Linked DNA regions of Homo sapiens: region 2 is linked to region 1. The links are chromatin loops, found by intact Hi-C in ENCODE. Cell type or tissue: prostate gland. All regions are shown on one strand. Each heading gives the region's core, and the rest is flanking DNA. Links, peaks and the distances in the headings are about the cores only.

Region 1 (5,380 bases), core at 180-5,179:
TGTGGAAGTTGATTGTTTGCATTTTGATCTTTCTCTCTCTATTTTAAATTGCTTGAGGGCATGGTGTGTGCACATAGTGGATACTCAGTAATTGTGGGATTAATATAGATCAGAGCACAGAAGCAGTTTCATGGGGGCTAAGAGCACAGAATCCAGAGCTCAACTTCCCTAGGTTCATATCCTAGTTCTGCCAATAGCTGTGACCTTATACAGGTTCCTCAACACCCAGGAGCCTCAGTTTCCTCATCTATAAAATGGGGACAATAATGCTACCTACCTTATAGGGCTGTTGTGAAAATTAAGTGAGTTAAATATATGTGAAGCACTGTTCTCAGTGATTGGCAGATAGTAATGTGAATTCAGTGGTCATGGTGGTGGCTGTTTTTTGTTTTTGTTTTTTTTTTTTTTTTTTTTGAGATGGAGTTTCGTTCTTGTTGCCCAGGCTAGAGTGCAGTGGCGAGATCTTGGCTCACCACAACCTCTACCTCCCGGGTTCAAGTGATTCTTCTGCCTCAGCCTCCCGAGTAGCCGAGATTACAGGCATGTGGCACCATGCCTGGCTAATTTTGTATTTTTAGTAGAGACGGGGTTTTTCCATGTTGGTCAGGCTAGTCTTGAACTCCCAACCTCAGGTGATCTGCCCACCTCAGCCTCCCAAAGTGCTGGGGATTACAGGCGTGAGTGTGGCTGTTTTATAGCTTGAATCTTTCTTCTGAGGTTTTTTTTTTTTTTTTTTTGGTAGGGGGTTGGGGGGATACGGAGGCTCATTCTGTTGCCCAGGCTGGAGTATAGTGGGGTTATCTTTGCTCACTGCAACATCTGCCTCTCGGGTTCAACTGATACTCGTGCCTCAGCCTCCCAAGTAGCTGGGACTACAGGCGCCTGTCACCACACCCAGCTAATTTTTGTATTTTTTGGTAGAGAAAAGGTTTCACTCTGTTGGCCAGGCTGGTCTCGAACTCCTGACCTGAAGTGATCCGCCTGCCTTGGCCTCCGTAAGTGCTGGTATTACAGGCATGAGCTACCACCTGCGGCCTACAGTCACTTTCTAAGGTTAAATTTGCCAAAGAAAACTACAGGGAACAGTCCTTTTTCTTTTTCTTTTTCTTTTTTTTTCTTTCTTTCTTTTTTTTTTTTTTTTTTTTTTTTTTTACTACTCATGCAAATTTAGTAACTCACCACCTGAAGGTTCCTTAGTTTCTTCATGTGTGGGTACCTGACAGATAGGTACTCACGATTCCATGTTCAGTTATGCTTTCTTTTTAAAAGTATGATTCTTTATTAAAGCAATAGTATAGATCCATTAGCTAAACATAAATTATGATTTATATTGTCAAAGAAATAGAAATATCCACTTAGACTAGATTTGAGGTGGCAAATCGATTTCTTCTTGAGTGCCCACTTTGATCCATTGATCAAAGGTGCATGTGAGGCTGGGCATGGTAGCTCACACCTGTAATCTCAGCACTGTGGGAGGCTGAGGTGACCTCAAGTGTGAGGTCAGGAGATCGAGACCAGCCTGGCCAACATGGTGAAACTCCGTCTCTACTAAAAACACAAAAATTAGCTGGGCGTGGTGGCATTCACCCAGCTACTCGGGAGGCTGAGGCAGGAGAATCACTTGAACCCAGGAGGCAGAGGTTGCAGTGAGCCAAGATTGCACCACTGCAACGCCAGCCTGGGTGGCAGAACGAGATTCTGTATAACAACAACAACAAAAGTGCATGTGAGGAAGGATTGTGGGCCACATCCCGACTCTGTGATCAGTTAGTAATGTCTGTCACAGATATGGCTTGGAGGAGTGGTGGCACATTGGCTGTCCCTGTATTGAATACATTGTTATCAGTCCCCCATGTAACCCTGCCTTTTTCTTTTTCATCTTAAAGAGGAAAGAAAGCTCTTTCCTCACTCATGGTGCTGTGGGCTTATTTACAGTGTGGTTTACCACACCATGGTTTTCTGCTTCTGCTTTGGTAGCTAAAGCTTTTCTCTGGCAGTTTTAGTTGCTTTGATGTTTTAAAGTGTCAAATCTTGGCATGAAAGCTTGTTGCCCCGGTTAATAACTTACTCTAATTACTCTAGTAGATAGCTTTAAAAAAAAATGGAGAGAAGTGATTAAGCAGGCGGTTGATTGCCTGTGTAAGCTTCCTCCTGACTAGGTGATATTGCTGTTGGGGGAAGACGCTTTCCTTCACTCCTTGTTGGGTGGTTTTTTTGGTGTGTGTGTGTGTGTGTGTGCGCGTGTGTGTGTGTGTGTGCGTGTGTGTGTGTGTGTGTGTGTTTATTCCTTCCCTTTCCCAAAAGATAATGGAGAAGGAAAAAAGTAAGATGAGTTCCACCCAGCTGAAAATGAAACTACTGGAAGAACGATTGTTGCCATTACCCCCTGAAAAGCAGCCCTGCATTTCAGCTGCTAAGAAAAGCAAGACACTGTTTGCTCTTTCCTTCTACTCACATGTCCGGCATCTGTCTAGAGTAGCTGAAGGTTCTTTGATTTCTGAGATGTTCTAAGTTGCCTTTCTGCTAGAGTATCTTTGATAGTTTCTTGAAAGCCTATTCATCCCCCACTAAATACAGTAACTACAATTTGAACATAGCTGAACCCTTTATAATTAAAGGTTTTTCTCACAGCCATGGAAGGGTTGAAATAGGTTGACTTCACAGAGTCCCTGCAGATTTTGCTTAAAACGTTTTGATGATTTTAGAGAGGATTTGTCATTTAAGAATAAATTATAATCAAAACAAAAACCACAGCAGTGTTTGAATCATGGCACCATGATACTACGAAGATGGTTTATAATTAAATAAAAGAATCAAGTTCTCAAACTGAGAAAGGGAACAACTTCCCAAGACACACAGCATTTTCTACAGCTGCTCTAAATAAGATGATCCCTGGTCAAAATGAACAAACTTAAGAATGACCTCCCTTTAAAGTCAGTAATCTGGTATCCTTTCTGTATTTATCATTTTATTCATTTCTTTGCGTTTATGTTCAGAGGGGAAATCCAAATGCCTCTAACCCTGTGAAGCAGGTGTTGGTTTGATTATTTAACATTCTGAATTCTAGGATGGAAAGAATGACTGTGACCATCTGATTGTCTTCCTCTGCCAGCTTTTAGAGCTTGGAATCTTAATACTTTTTCAAAACTGTACAGCCTCTAGTTGTGATCTATTAGGCAATTGCAATTTGTTAAATGTCTGGGGCCGGGCGCGGTGGCTCACGCCTATAATCCAGGCACTTTTGGAGGCGGGCGGATCACATGAGGTCAGGAGTTCGAGACCAGCCTGACCAACATGGAGAAACCCCATCTCTATTAAAAATACAAAATTAGCTGGGCATGGTGGCGCATGCCTGTAATCCCAGCGACTCGGGAGGCTGAGGCAGGAGAGTTGAACCTGGCAGGCAGAGGTTGTGGTGAGCTGAGATTGCGCCATTGCACTCCAGCCTGGGCAACAAGAGTGAAACTCTGTCTCAAAAAAAAAAAAAAAAAAAAGTCTGGTAATCTTGCCTATTCTTCCTCATGGTGTGAATCTGGAGGCATTCTCCATTCCCCAAACATTTACTCAGCACCGACTCTGTGTCAAACATAGTAGGAGGTAAGAAGAGGAATATTTGGGAGGCCGAGGAGGGCGGATCACCTGAGCTCGGGAGTTCGAGACCAGCCTGGCCAATTTGGCGAAACCCTGTCTTTGCTAAAAATACAAACATTAATTGGGCGTGGTAGCAGGTGCCTGTAATCCCAGCTACTCAGGAGGCTGAGGCAGGAGAATCACTTGAACGTGGGAGGCAGAGGTTGCAGTGAGCCGAGGTCCCACCACTGCACTCCAGTCTGGGTGACAGAGCGAGACTCCATCTCAAAAAAAAAAAAAGAGGAATCAGATGTGGTCTTGGTCCTTGAACAGCTCAAATCCATAGCCGTCGTGTTCCTGGTCACCTGGGGTCATCTACATCTGAGTTCTTCAGAGTATCAGGGGCCAAGTAAGGAAGACAGCTGTGCCCTGGTCAGGTGATGGAGATGGGGTGACCTAAAAGTGGTGGTTCCTACATAGCTCATGAATTCCAGCTGGGCCCTGGAGCTGCAGAGCTGAGAAAGCAAGACCAGCTTAAAGACAGACCCTGATTTGCTTCGGCTTAGTACAGGTGAAGAAGGTAAACTGGGGTAGAGGAGGAGCCTTCTTCACTTCAAAGGATAGCAATTCCTCTAGAATTGTGAGTTGTCAAAGCTGGAAAGGAACACAGAAATCTTGTAGCCTAGTCTCTTATTTTACATACAGGACAAATTGAGACCTAGGAAAGGAAGTGGCTTGCCCAGGTCAAAAAGTTAGCAGAAGACTCGGAGCAAGTATGTGAAAGGGAACACGACAAAAAGCAAGACTTTCCAACACTTTCAAGCCAGCCTGTCAGATGTATGTACTCAAAAAGGAATGTAAACCTTTCTCTTTGACTAATAATAATTACTTCATTGTCTAGAATTTCCTGTGGGTTAAAGACACTACAACACCTTAGTTAAATGTAACTAATCCCCAGGAAATGATCAGATCTGTGTTTGTTTTAAAAATGATTATTTTCTGTCATTGGTATTTTGTCCGAGACATTTGGACATCTAGCAGCAAGGCAAATGCATATCTGTGTCATTTAACAATGTCAGCAGGTATTGTTACCTCATCTATTTCAGAGTCCTCCACACTGTGGAAGGCACAGGGTATACACTCGAATACTTTTTGAGTTTATTATGCATTGTGGAAACACAGTGGCCATTATATTCTGACAGACCTGGATGTGAGTCCCAGTTCTGTCACTTACTGTCGATGTGGCCTTGGGCAAGTTATTTCACCTCTGAAACTGTTTCCTAATCTGTGAAATGTGGTGATGAGTGTATATGTGTATCAACACACACGCACTCTTTCCTTTAAAACAATACTTTGCAAGGGTCTAAACCCCAACATGGTACCTACACATATTGTGGTTTTGTCTTTGGAGGGGGCATTCTTATTTTTATTTCACGTCAAGTTGCAGAGCTGCTATTAGGATTCAGCGGAGGCATTGGTATCTAAGATTGTGACAATCTGGGCTTTATCTCTGAGAAATGACTGAAAAAAAAAATGTGTCCTTGTGATTTTTCCCACTCCGTCATTGATCACTCTCCGTTCATGTCCTACTCCCACTGCCTTCTCCTCGTCTCCCTTTGCCTCAGAGAAAACTAATGGAGCCATAGAGAAAGCTCTGAGATATAAATGACCTTGTGCACCTTTAATTGAGGACAGAATTTGCTAAAGTGCATCCAAAAATCCACCAGTGGTTTACTGTACAGTCTGTGTCCTGGCTAGACTGGCTGTTGGCTGTATAATTTGTCTAGTTTTGTCTGGAGTCTTAGGCTAT
Region 2 (5,380 bases), core at 223-5,222, 68 kb after region 1:
TATGACCAGGCGATCCCACACCTAGGTATTTGCCCAAGAAAAGGAAAACGTATGTATGTGTATGTTTTTAGCAACCCAAACCAGAAACAATACAGACGTCCCCCAACTGGTTAATATAAAAACAATCAGTGGTATACCCATAAAATAGAAGGCTACTCCACAATCAAGAAGAAGAAACTAACTACTGATCTATTCCACAAAATGGATGAATCTCAAATACATTAGAAGTGACAGAATCCATTTATTTTGTATTCTGGAACAGGCAAAACTATAAAGCTAGAAACAGCTGAGTGGTTGCCAGGACTAAAAGTGGAACAAGGGAAATTTGGGGGATGATGGACCGTCTGTATCTTGATTGTGGTGATAGATATATGACTGCATGTATCTTTCAAAATTCTTAGAACTATTCACTAAAGATGGTGAATCTTAAGGTATGTAAATCATACCTCAATAAACCTGACTTTAAAATTATTTAAACACTGGCAACACCAAGTATTGTCAAAGATGTGGAAGCATTTATGTGGAGCTTTCATCACGGCTGATGGGAGTACAATACGGTACAACCACTTTGGAAAACAGTTTGTCAATATCTCATGAAGTTAAACTTACGCCTACCATACAACCCAACAATCCCACACCTGGCTATTCACCCAAGAGAAATGAAACTATATCCAAACAGGCTTGTACATGAATGTTTATGGCAGCTGTATTCATAGAGAACAATAACTGAAAGTAACCGAAATGTCTATCAAATGGTAGATGGATAAATAAACAATGTATTATATCCCTTATGTTTATGTATTTACTCAGTATTCTGTAGTAACAAACGTTTGATACACCAAGCAACATGAATGAATCTTAATTCACACTGAGCAAAAGAAACCAGACACACAGCACTGTAGGATTTCATGTATGTAAAAATAGAAGAGAGAAAGCTAGTCTATAGTGGCTGAAAGCAGATCAGTGGTTGCCTTGGGCTGGGATGGAGGAGGCAGGGCCTGACTGCCAAGGGGCACCAACCAACCTTCTGTGGTGAAGGAACTGTTCTGTTTCTTGATTGTGGAGGTGGTTACACACGTGTAGACATTGGTCAAAACTCACTGGACTGTGCTTTTTAAGTGTATGCATTCTATTATATATCAGTTATGACTTAGTTAATTTTTAAAAGTAGCAGCCTTGGAAATTAATTTTAAAGGTGGAGTTCCAATATTAAGTAGCTTTCAGAACAACTCTGCTGATTTTTAGATGATTTATGTACATGAGCAAAGGGTTACTTTGGAGGCAGGATGGCTCGGCTTTGTGCTAGATGCCTAGACAATTTAGTCTCAAATGTATAATCTTGTCTGAGTTAGCTTTGTTTTACCCTAAAAAAAAAAATGAGGTTGGCAAGGTTAATGCCTTATACCTTGCTATGTTCCATGAAAGTTGCCAAAGTAGTGTTTTCACTGACAATATTGCATTGTTCCCTAGCTATGGATTTTGGAGGAAAAATATGGCAAGAATACTCCTTCTTTTAGATCTAAAGGCGTGTTTACAGACTTCATGTTTATCTCAAGCCCTGGCCTTCTCCACGCCATATTTCTTTAAAGGCCCAGAACCCTCAGACTCTCGAGATATTCTACAGGGCTTGTAGGAACTGGTGTGTGATCTTTCCCTGTGAGTCAACAATGCATTTGATTCCAGAAGCGAGGGACTAGGCCTTTTTATGGACTTGATACTTCTACCCTGTTAATGCATTTTTGTTAGTATTTTCTGATAGAGTGTTTATTCATTCAGCAGGCATTTCCTGAGCACCTACTATGTGCTAGGCTTTATATTGGGTATAATGAGTATGGAGGTGATTAAGACATAACCTTTATTCTCAGTGAGGTCCCAGGCTGGTTAGTAGAAAAGCTAATGCAGGCTGGACTGCCAGTCTTGCCCCCACTTCTCCAGTCCCCATCCATCCTCCAGGCTATAAACAAAGGTGTATTACAGAGCATGGAGACCACTCCCCAACTGAAAACCTTTAGTGGTGCCTCATTTTTCTCTTGGTGAAATTCAGGCTCCATAATATGGGCCTTTGTAATCCACTTTCTGCCCATCTCTCCTACCTCATCTCTTGCCATTGCTCTTCTACCCATTTATACTTTTTACTGACAGCTTTGCTTCCATACACAGGAGACTCTGGATGTTTCTAGTTCAGAGTCTTCCAGATGGGCAGATCTATAGCCACTTCAGGTATGGAGATTATTTGTTCATTATTCATTTAGCCAAAGTTTTTTGGGTGTATGCTCAGTGTATTGAGCCATGGGGACATGGAAACACTTGAGAAACAGTCATCCTTCCTGGAAAGGAGCGATGAGCACACTGGGGGATGAGAACTGAATGCATGGAGGTTGGAGGTGTGAACCAGGAATTAACAGTTTATTACGGCTAGAACATAGGGTGTGTGGTTGGGAGGGACAAAAGATGAGACCCAAATAGACAGGAGGGACCAGATTGGGAATGGTCACAAAAACAAGTTTGGACTTCAAGTTTGGGGCAGTGGGGCATCTACTAAGGTGATTAAGCCAGGGAATGATGTGATAAAATTCATGCTACCAGGAGTCCCAGACTAAGGGTCGAGTGTTGGATCCCACCTCTTGCTGCTTTGCTGGTTGCTAGAATCTGACCAAAGCTTTCCCCCACCCCACGTCTACTGATATTGGACTTGGGGTCAGGGGACAGTGTGCTAGAGAGAATTCTTAGTAGCACCTGTGACCAGCATCCAGTCATTCATCCCTTGTGCTTTTCAGGAGTTGTTTGTCCATCCCTGTTCTGTCTTGGGCCACTTGGCGACACTGTCCATGCTGTGACTTGTAAATTTCATTCATTCAGGAAGAGAGCATCGTGATCCAGTGAGCCTTGCCCTAAGCGTGTGTGTATGATTTGTCAACGATCGAGGATTTTATGGGAGTTTATGGGACTTCATTAAAGATGCTGGAGCAGGAGCACTGTGGGACATCAGAAGAGACCTCAGCAATAAACCACAATTCCAAGCTTTGGAATGCAGTAAATGTTTAAGAGACTTCCTTCCTTTCATTACTGAATTTTACTTTACTTTCATACCAGTAAAGAGTTGTGTTTTATTGGTTGAAATTTCTTGATTCTGTTTTTCCCAGGTCTGTTTAAAAGCTACATTTTATCTTTGAGGATGTTTGGCTCGTGGTGGAGGAAGTGCTGCCAGCGAATTCAATTAACTGGCAGAGCTCACAGATATTGTACACGGATTTCTTTTTTTCTTCTTTTTCACAACTGCTACATAAACACAGCTGGGTTTAATATTTGTCGTAACAAAGATTTAACTTGAATCATTTTACCCCGGGTAATTAATGCTTGGAATCTTGGCTACTTTTTCGTTCGTTTGTAATCCTCTGCATTTCTTTACTCTAGCTATCTAGATAATGAAGTGTGCTCCTCTAGGTCTTTGCCCTGCCTTAAAACTGCTTAATATTTGGCCGTTCCCACTAGAGAGCAGATGCTTTTCTTTGCAAGAATTGAATTTCTGTCAGCTCTTTTATGCATCATGTGTTTGGAACTGTAAGTGGATCAAGTTGTTCATCACAGCGGGGACACTGTGAAACACATCTATTATACACACTTCCCACCCCCCTTCCTGTTTTGTTTTTTTTTCCTCCCCTGAGGAGGTGGAGATGCCCGGATCCCCTTGGGAGATATCTCGCTCTGTGTGGATGTATCCATGTGATCCACCATGAATCCGGCCTGGCCACATCCCTAAGCAGGGAAATCTGTATCCATTCAGCCCAGGATTGTGGCTGAGACAAACCCCACTTTTATCTTTGTAAACACCAAGCTCTTCATTAACTCCCAAATACACACCAAGTTTGGGTCACTAAGTAAATCCACTAGGCTCAGCATAATGAGTGACATTTCAGTAATTGATGCCCTAGAATATGTTCATTGTGAACCCATGATTCTTTTCGATGCTAAAATAAAGGCTTGGGTAGTTTTGGCTTTGGAGTTGAGCTAGCGCAGAAGAATAGTCACCATCGATTAGGCCCCTACAGTGTGCCAGGCACTGTGCTAGGGGATTTGAAAATCTTGACATTTAATCTACATAAGAATCCTGCAAAAAAAAGAAGGGGAGGGTACTTTATCCCCTTTTTATAGATGAAGAAAAGGGGCCAAGTAACTTGCCTAGAGGCATCCAGATAATTGCCAGGAGGAGAGCCAGAATTTGAACTCAGGTCGGGCTGAGCCCAGAGTAAATCCATGTACTGTAAAGTGTGGTCCCCTCATGCCTAGAGGTCACTAGAATATATTCATCCATTGATCAATCAAGACATTGATTTATTATGCATGTTTATGACATGCTGCCATTGCTCCATCTGAGTTGTCTCATTCCATGTCAGGTCTGAAGTTTGGTTGGCATTTGTGAACACCTTTGTACTCATCTAAATCTGAACTCCTGGTGGTGACTGGAATAGTTTTAGTTTTGCTTTTCTCTCAAAGCTCAGTGCAAATACAACCCAAGTGCCCCAAGCAACCTACTGTTTTCTTAGAGTTTTGTGAATTTCAATTTCTAGCTGTGAACTGATGGTTAAAATTTCTACACCTCTATGGTTTAGTTTGTTAACACGGCTTTAGGGAAGCAGGCATCTTGGTGGCATTCCTGCTGTGATATGCTCATCTTTTGGGCCTCAGATAGTGGCTCTGAGGGCAGAAGTGCATTTTGGTTCATTTTTAATATATGTCATTCAATTTGCCAGAGTCATTGTGAGACATTCACATGTCTGACTGAGATACTGCTGATCTGTAGAATTAATTATAGTTAAATGGAAAGGTGGCTTTTGCTCATGAAGAAAGTCGTTAGTCTCTTGATAAACATTTTTAATTATGATTAACTTTAGTCTTCCTCCAAATACTTTCCATTAGAAAAGGCATTAATGTTCTGGTTCATTAGAAATAGAGCAATCCTTTTATTTTTGGTTTGCAGTCCATTTTGTTCTTGAAAGATATTGGTCCACTTTTTTAAAAAAAAATTGGTGGATGTTGTGTTGTAAAAAACATATAAGTTTCCTTTTGCAAGTGCATATCAGTTTTTTCAAAGGTAACTTACACTTTAATTTTGTGTGTTGTGTTTGCAAGAGAATGCTTCTTGGTTTATTCATGTTGACAACTGAAAAGCCTTAGACCTAATTAAAAGAATTTCCATGAGCACCTTTACTGAACCATTTCATTACGCGGCACTGCACAGATTGCATTGTGAAACATGGTGATAGTTTAAATCTGACCTTTAAACCTGAACTGCCAGAAGTATGGGGGGAAAACCCTTCTTTGAAAACACTCCCCGGATAAATATATGTGTGTGTATGTGTATGCATACATGCATGCACAT

What was found. Peaks named below come from ENCODE experiments on the same cell type or tissue, not always from the same donor. Only the 100,000 strongest peaks of a DNase experiment are listed, where the experiment ranks them.
Region 2: it touches region 1 in a loop (2.9-fold over the local background); 2 of 110 quality-filtered maps call a loop at or near these places.

Annotation. Positions count from the first base shown.
Region 1 is chr9:123,634,812-123,640,191 of GRCh38, reverse strand. All of the region lies in intron 9 of DENND1A (DENN domain containing 1A), which reads left to right. Among named protein-coding and RNA genes, the nearest start is that of MIR7150, 150 kb to the right of the region's middle. In prostate gland, for the core only: no CTCF peak of the experiment used is centred there; no DNase peak of the experiment used is centred there.
Region 2 is chr9:123,567,075-123,572,454 of GRCh38, reverse strand. The region is part of intron 12 of DENND1A (DENN domain containing 1A); the gene reads left to right. It overlaps LOC105376266 (a long non-coding RNA gene), which reads left to right. Exons shown (of 2, transcript XR_930332.3): 1 at 1-2,220; 2 at 2,860-5,199. Among named protein-coding and RNA genes, the nearest start is that of MIR7150, 84 kb to the right of the region's middle. RefSeq lists a silencer at 1,050-1,129. In prostate gland, for the core only: no CTCF peak of the experiment used is centred there; DNase peaks (open chromatin) are centred at 2,894 and 3,204; H3K27ac peaks cover 363 bases.